2 separate regions of the Homo sapiens genome follow, and region 2 is linked to region 1. A link is a contact called in ENCODE Hi-C or POLR2A ChIA-PET data. All regions are on one chromosome and are shown on one strand. The core of a region is the stretch at or near the end of the contact, and the rest is flanking DNA. Distances in the headings are between cores, read along the strand shown.

Region 1 (3,475 bases), core at 491-2,990:
GCACCAATCCACACTCTATCTAGCTGCTCTGGTGGGGCCTTGGAGAACCTTTATGTCTAGCTCAGGGATTGTAAATACACCAATCGGCACTCTGTATCTAGCTCAAGGTTTGTAAACACACCAATCAGCACCCTGTGTTTAGCTCAAGGTTTGTGAATGCACCAATCTACACTCTGTATCTAGCTGCTCTGGTGGGGCCTTGGAGAACCTTTGTGTCCATACTGTGTATCTAACTAATCTGATGGGGACTTGGAGAACCTTTGTGTCTAGCTCAGGGATTGCAAACGCACCAATCAGCACCCTGTCAAAACAGACCACTCGGCTCTACCAATCAGCAGGATGTGGGTGGGGCCAGATAAGAGAATAAAAGCAGGCTGCCCGAGCCAGCAGTGGCAACCCAGTCGGGTTCTCTTCCACACTGCTAAAGCTTTGTTCTTTTGCTCTGCAATAAATCTTGCTACTGCTCACTCTTTGGGTCCATAGTGCTTTTATGAGCTGTAACACTCACTGTGAAGGTCTACAGCTTCACTCCTGAAGCCAGCAAGACCAAAAGCCCACCGGGAGAAACAAACAACTCCAGACGTGCCGCCTTAAGAGCTATAACACTGACCGCAAAGCTCTGTAGCTTCACTCCTGAGCCAGCGAGACCACGAACCCACCAGAAGGAAAAAACTCCGGACACGTCCGAACATCAGAAGGAACAAACTCCAGACGCGCCACCTTAAGAGCTGTAACACTCACCGCGAGGGTCCACAGTTTCATTCTTGAAGTCAGTGAGATCAAGAACCCACCAATTCCGGACACAAAACTTGCTTAATTACAGAAAATATGAAAAGTATATAAAAGCAGGGTCTCACTCTGTCGTCCAGGCTGGAGTGCAGTGGTGTGATCACGGCTCACTGCGACCTCAAACTCCTGGTCTCACACGATCCTCCTGCCTCGCCTCCGAAAACTCTAGTTTTACAGATATGAACCATAGCGCTAGCTCTTACTGTCTTTCTTCAACACGTCCTCCCATCCTTCCCTCCTTTCTCCACTCTGCATTTGACCCCGGTGTATTCCAGCCTCCAGGCCAACACACGTGACCACGTCTGCCTGGGGCAGTTGAAGTAAAGGACGCGAGGCGGCGCTGTCACCGCATTCTGTGAACCGCAGCGCTCTGGGTCCCTCCCGCTGGTCTAGTATCATTTCAGTGAACGTCACTCTACATTTTTTGTGTGTGTGTGAGATGGAGTCTCTGTCGCCCAGGCTGGAGTGCAGTGGCGCGATCTCGGCTCCCTGCAAGCTCCGCCTCCCGCGTTCAAGCCATTTTTCTGCCTCAGCCTCCGAGTAGCTGGGACTACAGGCGCCTACGACCACACCCGGCTAATTTTTGTATTTCTAGTAGAGAAGGGGCTTCACCATGTTGGCCAAGCTGGTCTCGAACTCCTGACCTCAAGTGATCCGCCCGCCATGGTCTCCCAAAGTGCCGGGATTACAGACGTGAGCCACCGCGCTCGGCTGTCACTGCAGACTTTGATGGGGGCCACACTCGGGGTATAAATTAGGATCCTCACTGAAAGGGCGGGACCATGGAGGCTTTTTCTTGGCCCCTTAGTTGTGGGTTTTCCTCTGGGCGGCGAAGCCAGTTTCCATCAGAACTGCCCAGAGGCGGGCGCTGCCTTCCTGGGGTGACGCAGCAGCAGGAAGAGTTTCCGGATCCTGGAATCCGTGGGCGGCCCGTGGGAGGGGCTGAGGCTCATTTCTCTACTCACCTGTCTCCGAATCCGTCGTGGTGTTTCAAGCGAGTCAAGATTCCAGATCGCGCCCCAGGCTGGACTCGGAATTACTGCCCCGCGGGTCTGCATTTTCACAGCGGCAGGTGTGAGTTCCCCGCCGCTGGAGACCAGAAGCCTGAAGGCAGCTCCGCCCACCCCAGCCCACAGCGCCGTTATTCCGTTTCTATATCAGTAAACACTTGTCATTTTCCGTAGACCAGGGCGGGGTGACGGGTGATCCCAGTCCTCGCAGTGAACTCTGGGGCGCAGAATTCAAAACGCTTGCGGTCGCCGAGCGCAGCCCCGCCCTGGGTTATGTAAGTGACAGCGCTGGGCCGTTTCTCTTTTTTTTCCGGACCCCGCAGTGGCGCCTAAAGTCTGCAAGGAGGAGGTCGCCTCTGTGCTGTGGGTCCAGGAATCTAAGGCGAGTGCTGAGGGAGAAAATGTAGTTGATGGGGCAGAGCAGAAGGGGCTGTAGGTGGGTTGGAGGGGGAGGGGAACGGGCAGCCAGGCCTGGACCCTGGGGAGTGACTCACCCGGAGCCGAAGACCATCTCAGCTTTCCCTAGCCCAGAAAGGGTGGGACTGGCTTTATTTCTGCCTGCCATCACCTCAAAATGCCGTGGGACAAATCTTACATATTATTATTGTTATTTATTTATGTATTTTATTTTTTTTGAGACAGTCTTGGTCTGTCACCCAGACTGGAGTGCAGTGGCGCCATCTGGGCTCACTGCAACCCCCACCCCCCCGGGTTCAAGCAATTCTTCCTGCCTCAGCCTCCCAAGTAGCTGCGATTACAGGCACCCCCCACCACGCCCGGCTGATTTTTATATTTTTAGTAGAGACGGGGTTTTGCCATGTTGTCCAGGCTAGTCTCGAACTCCTGACCTTAGGTGATCCACCCGCCTCGGCCTCCCAAAGTGCTGGGATTACAGGTGTAAGCCACCGCGCCTGGCCGGGAAATATCTCTTACAGAAATAAAGGCAGTTGGCTGGGTGTGGTGGCTCACCTGTAATCCTAGCACTTTGGGAGGGTGAGGCAGGCAGATGGTTTGAGCCTAGGAGTTTAAGACCAGCCTGGGCAAAATGGTGAAACCCCTTCTCCACCAGAAATACAAAAAATTAGCCGGGTGAGGTGGCTCATGCCTGTAGTCCCAGCTACTCCGGAAGCTGAGGTGGGAGGATCACCTGAGCCTGGGGAGGTCGCGGCTGCAGTGAGCCATGATTAACCCACAACTGCACTCCGCCTGGGTGACAGAGTGAGGCCCTGTGTCAAAAAATAAGAAAGAAAGAAGAGAGAGAGAGAGGAAGGGAGGGAGGGAGGGAGTTGAGGTTCAGAATATGTAACAGTGTTTATTGCTATACTCCATTCAATGGACTATGGACTATTATGCAGTGATTTAAAAGTAGGAGTTTGGGCTCACACCTGTAATCTCAGCATTTGGGAGGCTGAGGTGGGCGGATCACTTGAGGTCAGGAGTTCGAAACCAGCCTGGTCAACATGGTGAAACCTCGTTTCTACTAAAAATACAAAAATTACCCTGGCATGGTGGCACACGCCTGTAATCTCAGTTACTTGGGAGGCTGAGGCAGGAGAATCACTTGAACTTGGGAGATGGAGGTTGCAGTGAGCTGAGATTGCATCACTGCACTCCAGCCTGGGGGACAAGAGCAAAACTCCGTCTCAAAAAAAAAAAAGATATTTCCCACCTTGGAT
Region 2 (3,475 bases), core at 594-3,093, 2.0 Mb after region 1:
GGGGTCTCATAAAGACCACAGGCCTGACAAGGTTAGAGGATTGGAAGGTCAATGGGCCATGGGGAAGTTCACACAAGGATCTGGGGTTACAAGGAAAACAAGAAAATGAAAGTGGCCAGGCAGTAAGTTGGTCACAACCTCTCACCTGGGGGCTGCTGACAGGCCCGGAGAATCCTGGGGGAGCTGGAGGGGGCAGACCAGGGGACCCCATGGAAGAACTGATGACTGGAAAGGGAGAGCCCAGTGGGGGTGGTGGCATCGGGGGTGGGGGTGGGGCCCCAGAGCCTCCAAGGGATGGAGCTGTTGAAGGGGGTAGGGGTGGCCCAGGAGGAGAAGGGGGAGGGACTCCCTGGGGAAGGGGATTTGGGGAGGAGCTGTCTGGGCTTCGGGAGTCTGAGGGAGGGGTATGTACAGGCACACAGACACACAAGAGACAGAAGAGACAAAAAAAGAAAATGAGTCTTCAAACATCCAACTAGAGACTTTAATTCTCTAATACCCCACCGTGCCGGACCCAGCCCACTCCACCCATCCCCAAGTTCAGAGACACCCTGCTGTCAAACAACAGTGTAACTCCGGCTGGTCCGATGGTAGTGGGTTATCAGAACTTATTAACATTTGTGTCACTAAAATTGGTATACAACCTCCCACTGCTATATTTGACTGGCTAAAAAAACCCAAAAACAGCGTAACTCCTCATTGTGGTGAGAGGAGGGAGTTGACAAGGAGAGGAGGATAGTTCAGGTGAGGAAAATTTTCCAACCAATCCATTTGAATGAATACCAGGTCATCCCAAAGCCACACCTGTCTCGTGGGTGGGGCAGCACGTGGGGTAGACCATCGAGCCCCTCTATTCCCAGCGTAAAGCCAGGTAGCCAGAGCGTGCAAGGGAAAGAGACAGGCAGGAGAGACCCCTCCTAAGACGCAGGATCTGCCTGTAAACGCCCAAAGTCCTGAGGTTTAAGAGGAATCGTGCCCTTCCCAGGCCCGCGACCTCCGGTGCCCAAGGCCTCAAGCGGTCACAGCTAGGAGGGCGGAAGCTCCCCTTCCCCGCCCCGCCCCGGGGGGGAGGGTGCTAAGGCCCTCGGGAGGGAGGGGACGCGTGTTTACAAACAAGGGGGCGGGAGCGCAAGGAAAAGAGCACCGGGGGAGGGTGTGGGGGAGGGGTCGCAGATAAAGCGGTCACTGGCTCGCCTGCCCTTCTGCTGGGGCACTCACCCCGCCCGCTGTCGCCCATCCCGTCCCGTCCAGCCTCCCCTGGCTCCGGCTCCGGGGTTTGTTGTTCTCCGCCTGCCACCGCCGCCGCCGCCGCCGCTGCGGGATCCAGCCAGGGCCGTCGCCGCCGCCACCGGGACGCGACCCCACAATGCATTTCTTTTCGCACCCCCACCGGCCCACACTGCCCTGCGGCATGCCGCTGAGGGAGGAAGGGCGGGCGAGCGGCCCAAGACATGATCCCTGGCTGAGAGTAGGGATACCGAAGAGGTCCCAGGGATTCCCAAGGATTGATCGGAGGATTAGCTGAGCACGAGGAAGCCCCTGAGAGAAAGACTCTGGCCTGGATTGGGTCGAATTAAGCCCGTCGCTCTGCTCAGTACCAAAATGACAGCGCCAATGTGGCAGCCATCTTTGTACAGACGGGAAGTCTCGGCGCGAGTTCCCGCCCCCTCGTCTAGTTGGAAACCGAGGAGGCGGTCTCCTCCGGCCTGTTAGCCCGCCTCGCCCACCCTCCCCTCAAATCACCTCCACACTCGCGCATGCGTGTCAGTGCAGGATGGATTCGTCGCTACCGGAGTGCCGCCATATTGGTAAAGGCATTAGGGCGAAGGTGGAACGGAACTTCCTGTTCTCGCGGGATCTAAAGGCGGGACTGCCACGTCCAAGCAAACCGGGAAAGGAGAGGATCCCGGAGCCGGTGAGAATTCTCTGTTTTTTCTCTACCATCCTTTCCAGGCCTTTTCCTCACCTAATGAGTCGTAGAGACGAGGGCCCAGAGAGTCTGTAAAGTGGCTGGTGAAAGATTAGTGTCCCAGGGCCCTACATCCGGGAGGTGGTTCGGGATAAAGAGAACTAGTCTTGGGAACAATGTAGGTGGGAACTTAAGGGAATGGGAGAGCGGCCCATAGAGGTGGACGGAGGGCGCGATTGGAGTAAAGCGGACCCTGTGTAGGTATAGAGTTGAGTCAAGTGGAGTCACTGCCTCTGTCCCTCTGGTCAGCGTGATGGCCAGAGGCCTGGGGGCCCCCCACTGGGTGGCCGTGGGACTGCTGACCTGGGCGACCTTGGGGCTTCTGGTGGCTGGACTCGGGGGTCATGACGACCTGCACGACGATCTGCAAGAGGACTTCCATGGCCACAGCCACAGGCACTCACATGAAGATTTCCACCATGGCCACAGCCATGCCCATGGCCATGGCCACACTCACGAGAGCATCTGGCATGGACATACCCACGATCACGACCATGGACATTCACATGAGGATTTACACCATGGCCATAGCCATGGCTACTCCCATGAGAGCCTCTACCACAGAGGACATGGACATGACCATGAGCATAGCCATGGAGGCTATGGGGAGTCTGGGGCTCCAGGCATCAAGCAGGACCTGGATGCTGTCACTCTCTGGGCTTATGTGAGTCTCCAGGGGATGGGAGAGAGAAGGGCTGGTTCTGGATTGTTGGGAAACTCCACAGTACTTGACCTTGACTCTCCCTCACCAGGCACTGGGGGCCACAGTGCTGATCTCAGCAGCTCCATTTTTTGTCCTCTTCCTTATCCCCGTGGAGTCGAACTCTCCCCGGCATCGCTCTCTACTTCAGATCTTGCTCAGTTTTGCTTCCGGTGGGCTCCTGGGAGATGCTTTCCTGCACCTCATTCCTCATGCTCTTGGTAAGTAACCTCTGACTTCTACCTCAAATCTAACCTATTTCGTTCTTTGGAGGAAAAGGGTTCTTTCTCCTTTATGATCCCTGACCTTTCGATATTCCCCCAAATACACACTCATTGTGTCAGATATTCCCTCATCTGGTTTTCCCCCCTTCTTCCAGAACCTCATTCTCACCACACTCTGGAGCAACCCGGACATGGACACTCCCACAGTGGTGAGGAAGAGACAGATGGGGATGGGAGTTGGGGTGCTGGGGAAGGTCCGTCTCTCCCTATTCCTCACCTCCCGCACTTGAGGAGGAGGAGTCTGGAATGCACATCTCCCTTAATGTCTCAATGCCTCCATTCCCAGGCCAGGGCCCCATTCTGTCTGTGGGACTGTGGGTTCTCAGTGGAATTGTTGCCTTTCTTGTCGTGGAGAAATTTGTGAGACATGTGAAAGGAGGACATGGTCACAGTCATGGACATGGACACGCTCACAGTCATACACGTGGAAGTCATGGACATGGAAGACAAGGTGAGCCCAGGAACAACTTTCCTGAAAGCTGACTTGCCTGCCTCAGAATCTCCTCATCTTATGGCCCTCAG

The links. Hi-C counts contacts between places; a loop is a spot of excess contacts on that map. ChIA-PET counts read pairs that join two places held with the same protein, here RNA polymerase II (POLR2A). Pooled maps may share reads with other maps.
Region 2: a map of naive thymus-derived CD4-positive, alpha-beta T cell shows a loop between it and region 1 (7-fold over the local background). The contact joins the promoter of SLC39A7 here to the promoter of HCG27 in region 1. A Hi-C loop is called at or near these places in 1 of 168 maps with a recorded cell type or tissue (naive thymus-derived CD4-positive, alpha-beta T cell) and 5 of 50 pooled maps. POLR2A ChIA-PET finds 5 or more read pairs at or near these places in 2 of 52 experiments (BJ and K562).

The regions. Positions count from the first base shown.
Region 1 is chr6:31,196,020-31,199,494 of GRCh38, forward strand. HCG27 (HLA complex group 27) reads left to right here and starts at 1,741. Exons shown (of 2, transcript NR_026791.1): 1 at 1,741-1,863. RefSeq lists enhancers at 1-466, 2,604-3,475.
Region 2 is chr6:33,199,024-33,202,498 of GRCh38, forward strand. It overlaps SLC39A7 (solute carrier family 39 member 7), which reads left to right and starts at 1,844. Exons shown (of 7, transcript NM_006979.3): 1 at 1,844-2,633; 2 at 2,722-2,890; 3 at 3,049-3,102; 4 at 3,240-3,404. The coding sequence starts at 2,223. RXRB (retinoid X receptor beta) reads right to left here and starts at 1,642. Exons shown (of 10, transcript NM_021976.5): 1 at 1,219-1,642; 2 at 146-393. The coding sequence starts at 1,453. It also overlaps the pseudogene RNY4P10. RefSeq lists enhancers at 1,371-1,872, 1,873-2,374, 2,375-2,876.